Regions from separate parts of the Homo sapiens genome. Here regions 1 and 3 are each linked to region 2. Evidence: chromatin contacts called from ENCODE Hi-C data. All regions are on one chromosome and are shown on one strand. Each heading gives the region's core, a stretch centred on a gene start or an enhancer-like site at or near the end of the contact. The rest is flanking DNA. Distances are from core to core; before and after follow the strand shown. Region 1 holds the start of COQ3 (coenzyme Q3, methyltransferase). Region 2 holds the start of MMS22L (MMS22 like, DNA repair protein). Region 3 holds the start of USP45 (ubiquitin specific peptidase 45).

Region 1 (2,706 bases), core at 171-2,670, 2.1 Mb after region 2:
GCCGCCACGCCCAGCTAATTTTGTATTTTTAGTAGATAGGGTTTCACCATGTTGGCCAGGCTGGTCTCGAACACTTGACCTCAAGTGAGCTGCCTGTCTCGACCAACTGCTTCTAAAACTGGCCACCTCCTTCAAGATTTCTCTAAATATCCCATTCAAGAAGTTTCCTTGATCCCAAATATGGATTAAATGCTCCTTCTATGTTCACCCCTCAAAAATTGGAACTAGGTTTATTATATCTTTTCTAAATTTTTGATTATAAAAGACACATGTTTACTAAAAAAAGTTCAGAAAAAGAAAAGTATATAAAGGATAAAATGATAGAAAATCACCTACTCTACCACAGGCAATCACTGCAAAATTTCTCTATATATCTCCACCTGTAACTCCAAGTTCACTATACATACTGATTTGTAACTTTTTTTTTTTTTTGGCTCCTTCCAGGAAACAATGAAACTTTACTTTCTTAACACTATATCTTACTACTTTTCCATGTGGGTACAAATAGATTTAAATCATTTTTATTGGCTGTACTATTTTTCACTGTATGATAGTACCAACTAATAACCTTTATTAATGGGCGGTTAGATTCCCCATTTTTTTGTTCATTATATCCTGATCTTAGGTTTATCCTAACATTTTTAAAGAGATCCTTGCGGTGTCATTCATTTTTAAATTCCCAGTGCTCATACCAGTGTCTGGCATACAGTATTTGTTAAGAGTTCCATGTGAAAGATGAGCTTAAGTTTCTACTTAATACTGAGAGTTCGAAAATCAGACTGCTGTCTACAAGCACTGAGCAGTGCATTATTTTCTTGATCTCATTTGCAAATGCAGTCTGTTGGATTAACCTATTAATCAAAAAGTAATACAGCTGCCTTAAATTCTTTCTGAAAAAAACAGCAAGCTTTGTGCAAACAAAACACAGATACAAAGCTATGCATAACTACGAGGCGTGAGTTATTCCTGCCCCGGCAAAGGAAAGATGCATGACCTTCAGACTGCAGCACACGCAGAGCGGGTCGCCGGCTCCTGGGGCAAGGAGCTCAGCCACAAGAGACCCGCGGCCTGCGCTTTTCCAGACAGGACCACTGGTCCTGAGCTCTTTTCCCCGGCGTCCGCCAACGGGACTATGCGAGGTTTACAATGGAGAGAGATGGGGCCAGGACCAAGCCTTAGGTTTCGCGCTGACCCCTCGCGAGGTCCAGAGACAACCCACCGCCCCACCCCCGGCGCATGCGCAGAGACGCCAGCGCTCGCAATTGACTGCATGCGAAGGACCTCCGCACACACACTCACCCGCCGAGGAAATTAAGGGACGCGCAGCTTTTGTATTACAGCCTCCAGGCCCCAGCACTCTTAAAAACCAACCCCCGGAGGAGCCCAGCTTACGGCCACTCCACATCGCGACAAACGATCCCACCTCTTTTCCGGTCCCTCCCGAAAAAAGATCCCCAACATAAAGGTTCCGAGATCACTTTCGCCGTCTGCAGCCGACTTTTTTTTTTTTTTTTTTTTTTAGCAGAGTCTGTTCTGTTGCCCAGGCTGGAGTACAGTCCCCATCTCGGATTCTGGGATCACTGCAATCTCCGCCGCCCGGGTTCAAGCGATTCTCCATGTTGGCTGGTCTCGAACTCCTGACCTCAGGTTATCCGCCCGCCTTGGCCTCCCAAAGGGCTGGGATTACAGGCGTGAGCCACCGCGCCCGGCCTGCAGCCGACTTTCATGATTGTATTGTTGAGTGTTATGTATGTATGGCTATACTTTCACGCTCATTTAGCAAATTGCACATGGAATTAAACTGCAAGATGTTTTTACTATCATAAACAACTTTGAAGATACTTTATTGCTATAGGACACCTCAAACCTCATGTTCGAAGTTGACCTCAATCAGGCCATTACTTCGTGCTGTGTCTTCTTTTATTGCCATGTAGCTCTATTTCACACTTAACAGATGTCTCTTCAAGGACTTTTATATTCCTGTAAGACATTGACCCTACTGCTAAGAATGCAAGAGTATGGGAGCACTTCTTCCTCAAGGGAAGAATTGTTTCCCCTTTCAAGGCACTCAAATATCAGATGGCCAGAAGGCCAAATGTAAAACTTATTTTCTGCAAATGACTATTATCTTGTACAGGGTATATACATCATGTAGTAGGAGGCTTCTGTGGCTCAGTCTAGGCAAACTTCATTTAGAGCTAGGAACAGTGATCAGTAACATTTTACGTCTAAATGCACAAAGTCTTTCTTTGGGTAAGAACAATGACGAATCTCCAACATTGAAGACAAAAAATTATTCTGTATTTTCAACAGGTAGGGTCAAATTGGTAAAGGGTTCTTTCAGTTAGCGAAATTTACCGCTCAGGAATCTTTTTTTTTCTTTTTTTTTTGAGACAGCCTCACTCGGTTGCTCAGGCTGGAGTGCAGTGGTAGGATCTCAGCTCATTGCAACCTCCGTCCCCCAGGCTCGGGTGATTCTTCGTGCCTCAGCCTCGTAAGTAGCTGGGATTACAGGTGTATGCTGCCATTCCCGGCTTAATTTTTGTATTTTCAGTCAGGGTTTCACCATGTTGGCCAGGCTGGTCTCAAGCTCCTGACCTCAGGTGATCTGCCTGCCTCAGCCTCCCAAAGTGCTGGGATTACAGGTGGGAGCCACCTCACCCAGACAGCAATAGTCTTTCATTCATGGTTCTTAGCTAAAATATT
Region 2 (2,851 bases), core at 68-2,567:
CTTCTATATGTGCAGGTAGGATTAGAAGGAACAGGGGCAATAAAAAATGTTTGTCTCTCTTAAATATTACTGGAAAGCTCTAGAATATTATCACACTCTTTAGAAGGAAATACTACTGCAAAAGGCTCAGATAGTTAGGAATTCATTTTAAGTAGAAGAAAAATTAGTGCCCAGCTCCCTACAGTAAGGGAACATCAGTTACCAAGGAAGTTTTCCCTAATACCCCAAATACTTTAGATATGCCCTTACCAAGAAGCCAGCAGAACTGATAATCATTTGTACCCTTATGATATACTAAGCTGATTTATAAAACACGACTTGGTGAACACCAAAGTTTAATGGGCTGAAATAACTAACATTCCTAAAAAACTGGTGAATAATCAGATGAGGGAAAATGTCTCTGAGTTTTACCTACCGCTTAAGGGCTCCGCTGCAGAGGTAGGATTCTCCAGAAAAATGTTTTCCTCCTCCTCTGTTGTCAACAGCACAAGAAAAGTAAGGAGGTTTGCACCATTCCGTCCCCAGCTCCAGCTCTAAGCTGTCAGTCAGGAACGTCGATGCAGCAGAACAGTTCTCCATTGTTTACTTCATGTTCTGAAACACTTGGGGTTCGTCGTATCATTAAGGGCTCCAAAGAGAAGGTGTGAAGAGATTCCTGTTGGGGGGGGGGGGGTGGGGCCGAGAGAGTGGGGATTACTTCAGAAAGTTCTCAAGACGTCCGCCAGCAGGAAGGAAAAACAAACGAACAAACCCAGAGGCCAAATTCCCAATTCCCCCTCGCCCTCCGTCCATCAAGGCTGTCAGAACTTAAGACAAAATGCACAACCAACTGGCTGTGGCAGGGACCTCGAAATCCGGCCACTAAGTCGGGCTCTGCAGCCCAGGACAAGGTGAAAAGCAAAGAAATGTCTGCAGGACATAGCGTCCCGGGCTTGCCTAGAACTGCGCCCTCCGCAACGTTTCTAAACCACTCTCCGCCCGTTTCCCAGCAGCAGGGTGGAGAACGCTCCCTCCCCGGCTCGGGGTGGAAATTAGGAAAGCAACCCCTAGGGCCAACCCCGACCCTCCAAGGAGGAGGCGAGACCCACCAGGCCCACGCCTGGCAGCACTCGGGCGGAGAAGGCGGGGTGCCGGTATCCCGCGTACCCGGCTGCAGCAAGGACCCGGGGCGTCGGTTACCCGCGGTGCCTGTCGTACCCGCTCACATTTCCAGCTCCCGAAACCTGCCTCCTGTGACCCAGACCACCAACAGGAATCTTTGGGGTCTAAACCGCAAACAGGCGAAATTCCCGCCACCGCGCGCCCGCGCTCCGGAAAGGCGGGGCCACGGCGCAGCCCTCCCCCGGCTACCAATCGCCTCGCGATATCTGCGCGGAAACAGTCGGAGCCCCACGAATTCTCGCGAGAGTCCGTCAGTCCGGGACGAGGTACTGAGAAACTTTTTTTTTTGTACCTTTAATTGGTGCGTTCGGCTGAAAGGCGGGGCCTGGTAAAAAAAAAAAAACAGAACTGCTGCTGAGGCGGAGGAGAGGACTTAAGGACTATGGGTTTATCCTCTGGCCGGACCAAAGAGAAGATATTTACTCCAGTGAGTGCGAAGTGAGTGCCTCGTTCACACCCACAGTCGCGCCGTCCCCTCTTCCCGCTCTGGGGCCAGCAACTCTTGTTAGAATGCAGATGCCTTTTGTCCATGGACTGTGAGGCAGGCAAGTGCAACAATTAATTTTCTCTGTAACAGATGGAACAAGTAGACAGAAAATTAGTATGGATATGGAAAACTTGGAAAGCACTAACCAACTTGACCTAATTGACGTTTATAGGTGACCAACCCAACAATAGCAGAATACACACTCCTGTCAAGTGCACATGAAACATTCACTAAGCGATACCATATTCCGAGCCATAAAACAAATGTCATCAACTTTAAAAAGATTTAAATCGTACAAAGTGTATAGTCTGATCATAATGGCATTAAACTAGAAATAAAGTAGATACTTGAAATACTCTAAATATTTGGAAATTAAGAATCATACTTCTAACTAACCTGTGAATCAGGAAAAATCACAGGAAAATTAGAAAATACGTTGAATTAAATTAAAATGAAAACACTAAAATTTGTAACAGTACCTGCTTACATTAAAAAGAAGAACTCAATTCAATAAACTTTTGTCTTAAGTAACTAGAAAAAACCCCCAGCATATTGAAACCAAAGCAAGCAAAATGAATGAAATGATAAATAGTAGAAATAAATGGGATGAAATAAATGGAAGGAAATACATGCAAAAGTTGTTTTTCTAAAAGAGCAATATAATTGATAACCCCCCTACCCAAACTGATAAAGAAAATAAACAAATTATCAGTATCAGGAATTAAAAAGGTTTCATCACTATGAAATTTAGTCATTAAAAGGACAAGGATATTAAAAGAACATTATGAACATTTTTATGCCAATAAGCATAGGTGAAATGGACAAATTCCTTAAAAGACGCAAACTGTCAAAAATCAACAAAAGAAGAAAATTTGAGTATCTCTGTATTTATCGTAGTACTCAGAATCTTTGGTTAAGCCTCCCTCCTCTCTCTCTGCACACACACACACACACACACACACACACACACACACACACCACTTCTTACAAGAAAACTTCAGGCCAGGGCAGGCACAGTGGCTTTGGGAGGCTGAAGTAGGTGGATCCCTTGAGACCAGGAGTTCCAGACCAGCCTGGGCAACATGGTGAAACCCTGTCCCTTGTCTCCACAAAAAAAATACAAATATTAGCCAGGCGTGGTGGTGCTCATCTGTAGTCCCAACTACTTAGGGAGGCTGAGGTGAGAGGATCACTTGAGCTGGA
Region 3 (2,700 bases), core at 65-2,564, 2.2 Mb after region 2:
GGATGCACGGGACTCAACATATAGTTGAATTCATGGCTGACATTTATTACACAATGCAGTATGGATATAAAGGCTCATCATAATAGAAAAAGACACAAGCGGAGTCTGGAGGAATCACGTGTAGGCTCCTTATGCGGTCTCCCTCCCAAGAGGGGTCAAACAAAACACATCCTTCCTCCATCAGTGAAAATGCAGCAGTTTCCGCGCAGGGAAGCCCATTAAAGACTTGGTGTCCCGGATTTTTACAGAAGCTGGTAATTTCGGCATAAAACATACTGTTCAGCACAAACCCAAAAATCTAAGTTCCCAGATGCCAAACAAGCACCAACATTGCAAGCAGTCCTTTCTAAGGATAGCAGTCTTAAGGCCTGCTATGTTAACTCTTTTTAGCACAAATATGTTCTGGCCATTTTTCTCATGCGGTTTTCCAAACAATAAACTTTACAGTTTTCAAGTCACCATCACTTAACACTTGTCTTTTCTCTAAAGTAGGATGTGCAACTAAGTTGTTTAGAAAGCTTTGTTTTTAAACAGGCTATGCAAAAAGCCCATATCCTTAAGAAAAAAAAATCCTTTTTTCCTACTCTTGGGCAATTATTTATGGGGGTTGGAAAGAGAAGAAAAGGTCACTATCTCCTTTTATATACCAAGCTCAAAAAGATGAGCAGCACTTATGGTTTTGCTGTGTATCACGCTCAGTTCTAAGCACTTCACAAATATTAACCCACGCAACCCTCACAACCACCTTAGGAGATAAGTTGCTATTATTTTCCGCATTTTACACTTGAAACTGAGAAAGAGAAGTGAAGTGACTTGCAGAGGTCCCAAAGCCAGTAAGCGGTGGATGGAGATGCGGACCCAAGCAGTCCGGCCCCGGAGCTCCTAATACACGACGCTTCCAGAAAAGTCATTAGACAGGCTTCCTCCGGTCACCAACACACACACACCCCGAGGATGTGAAGAGAAATGCGCCGCGATGAGGCGGACGGAAAGGTGTGGGGCCGCCGCGCGCCCAGGTCACCAGGGGACTCGGGCCCCTCCCAGGCCAGCCCCGACGCCCAGGGCTTCTCCCGCAGCCGCATGGACCCGGAGCCGGCAGAGCGGCGCTCACACGGCCCTCGGTGACCGCCCGGCGCCCCCAGGGATCAGGAAGCCGAGTGGGGTGGGGAGCCTCTCTTCCAGCCTCGCCCACCCACAAGGGGGTCAAGGTCGCCGAAGCGAAGACCGAGAAACTGCGGCGACCATACCGCCGCTGCGACCAAAGCGCCGCGTTCTCAACTCACCCCGCCGGGCCGGGCCGCAGCGTCTACAACCTGGGGAGACTGCGCCTGCGCGCTCGTCCCGCTCCCGGCAGAGGTGGGGCCTCGTTCGCCCGCCCCCAGCCAGGACCGGGAGGGTTCCAGGCGGCGCGCCCGGGGCCCGGGAGCGCGGGGAGGGGTGAAAGGGCGGGGCCGGCTTGCGTGGCGCCTGCGTTCTGCGTGTCCGCAGAGCCCGGAGAGTCCCTGATAATCTAAGACTCATAGCCACCGACTAGCAATTTGTTAGGATCCTGGGCCAGCGTGCGCACCTCGGATGTTGCAGGAGTCCGGCTTAAGTCCCACTTGTTGCTGGGCACCTTCTGAAACAGCCTCCGATTTCCCTCCGTTACCCTCCTCTGAACTCTTTTTTTTTTTTTTTTTTTTTTGAGACGGAGTCTCGCTCTGTCGCCCAGGCTGCAGTGCAATGGCAAGATCTCGGCTCACTGCAACCTCCGCCTACCGGGTTCACGCCATTCTACTGCCTTAGCCTCCCGAGTAGCTGGGACTACAGGCGCCCGCCATCACGCCCGGCTAATTTTTTGTATTTTGTTTAGTAGAGACGGGGTTTCACCGTGTTAGCCAGGATGGTCTCGATCTCCTGACCTTGTGATCCGCCCGCCCCGGCCTCCCAAAGTGCTGGGATCACAGGCTTGAGCCACCGCGCCCGGCTCCGCCCCCACACCCCCGCCGCCCCCTGAACTCTTAAAGTCACATCTAACATTCGTCATATATTATTGTGGTTTTTCCCCCATTGCTGTTGTCTTACCTATCCTTCTCTCTTCCTAGCTAGATAGTACATTTCTTGAAATACACCTATACCTCCTCAAAGCCCGGTTATCTGTTGAAGTGGCCAGCACATTGCATGTTTAGTAAAAGTAGTTGGTTTGAAAATATTTTGTTTCAATCATGGATATTGCAAATGCCAACACTGGTTATGGATAGGTTCTAAAAGTCTCCTGATCTTTCACAACTCTTCAGCCAAGGGACAAATGTGGCTTTAAGGATAAGAGCATTGGCGTAGAAATCAGAAGATACGAGAGTTAAAATTGCAAACACTAAATTTTTCTTTAAAAACTCTTCTAACAGTATTTACATGTGGAGAACTTGGCAAAGAAGGTTGATATTTGCTTATATCGTACTTAACAAGGACCATTCATTTAACAAACATAATTGAGCACAGATATGCCAGTTGCTGTTACAGGTATAGAGGTACACTATCATTTTGGGGTTAGGATAATTTTTTTCCCTAGGGAAAAAGAAAATATTCCTCAAATAAGAAGAGGTCATGTGGTGTAATTTTGAAGGCAAAATTGTCTACTTCATAAATCAAAAGCTTTCATGTATTTTAACTTTGGATTTGACCTAGAACTTGGAAGAACAAGAACAAGCAAACTTGAGCAAA

What was found. Hi-C counts contacts between places; a loop is a spot of excess contacts on that map. Pooled maps may share reads with other maps.
Region 1: a pooled map shows a loop between it and region 2 (7-fold over the local background). The contact joins the promoter of COQ3 here to the promoter of MMS22L in region 2. A Hi-C loop is called at or near these places in 4 of 50 pooled maps.
Region 3: a loop to region 2 is called in a pooled map, with 11 times the contacts of the local background. The contact joins the promoter of USP45 here to the promoter of MMS22L in region 2. A Hi-C loop is called at or near these places in 3 of 168 maps with a recorded cell type or tissue (ascending aorta and naive thymus-derived CD4-positive, alpha-beta T cell) and 11 of 50 pooled maps.

The regions. Positions count from the first base shown.
Region 1 is chr6:99,392,775-99,395,480 of GRCh38, forward strand. COQ3 (coenzyme Q3, methyltransferase) reads right to left here and starts at 1,421. Exons shown (of 7, transcript NM_017421.4): 1 at 1,300-1,421. The coding sequence starts at 1,405. RefSeq lists an enhancer at 677-1,316.
Region 2 is chr6:97,281,899-97,284,749 of GRCh38, forward strand. It overlaps MMS22L (MMS22 like, DNA repair protein), which reads right to left and starts at 1,318. Exons shown (of 25, transcript NM_001350599.2): 1 at 1,198-1,318; 2 at 416-655. The coding sequence starts at 579. RefSeq lists enhancers at 895-1,154, 1,535-1,594.
Region 3 is chr6:99,514,109-99,516,808 of GRCh38, forward strand. USP45 (ubiquitin specific peptidase 45) reads right to left here and starts at 1,315. Exons shown (of 18, transcript NM_001346022.3): 1 at 1,284-1,315. RefSeq lists enhancers at 323-1,230, 1,231-2,136 and silencers at 1,053-1,152, 1,203-1,572, 1,883-2,102.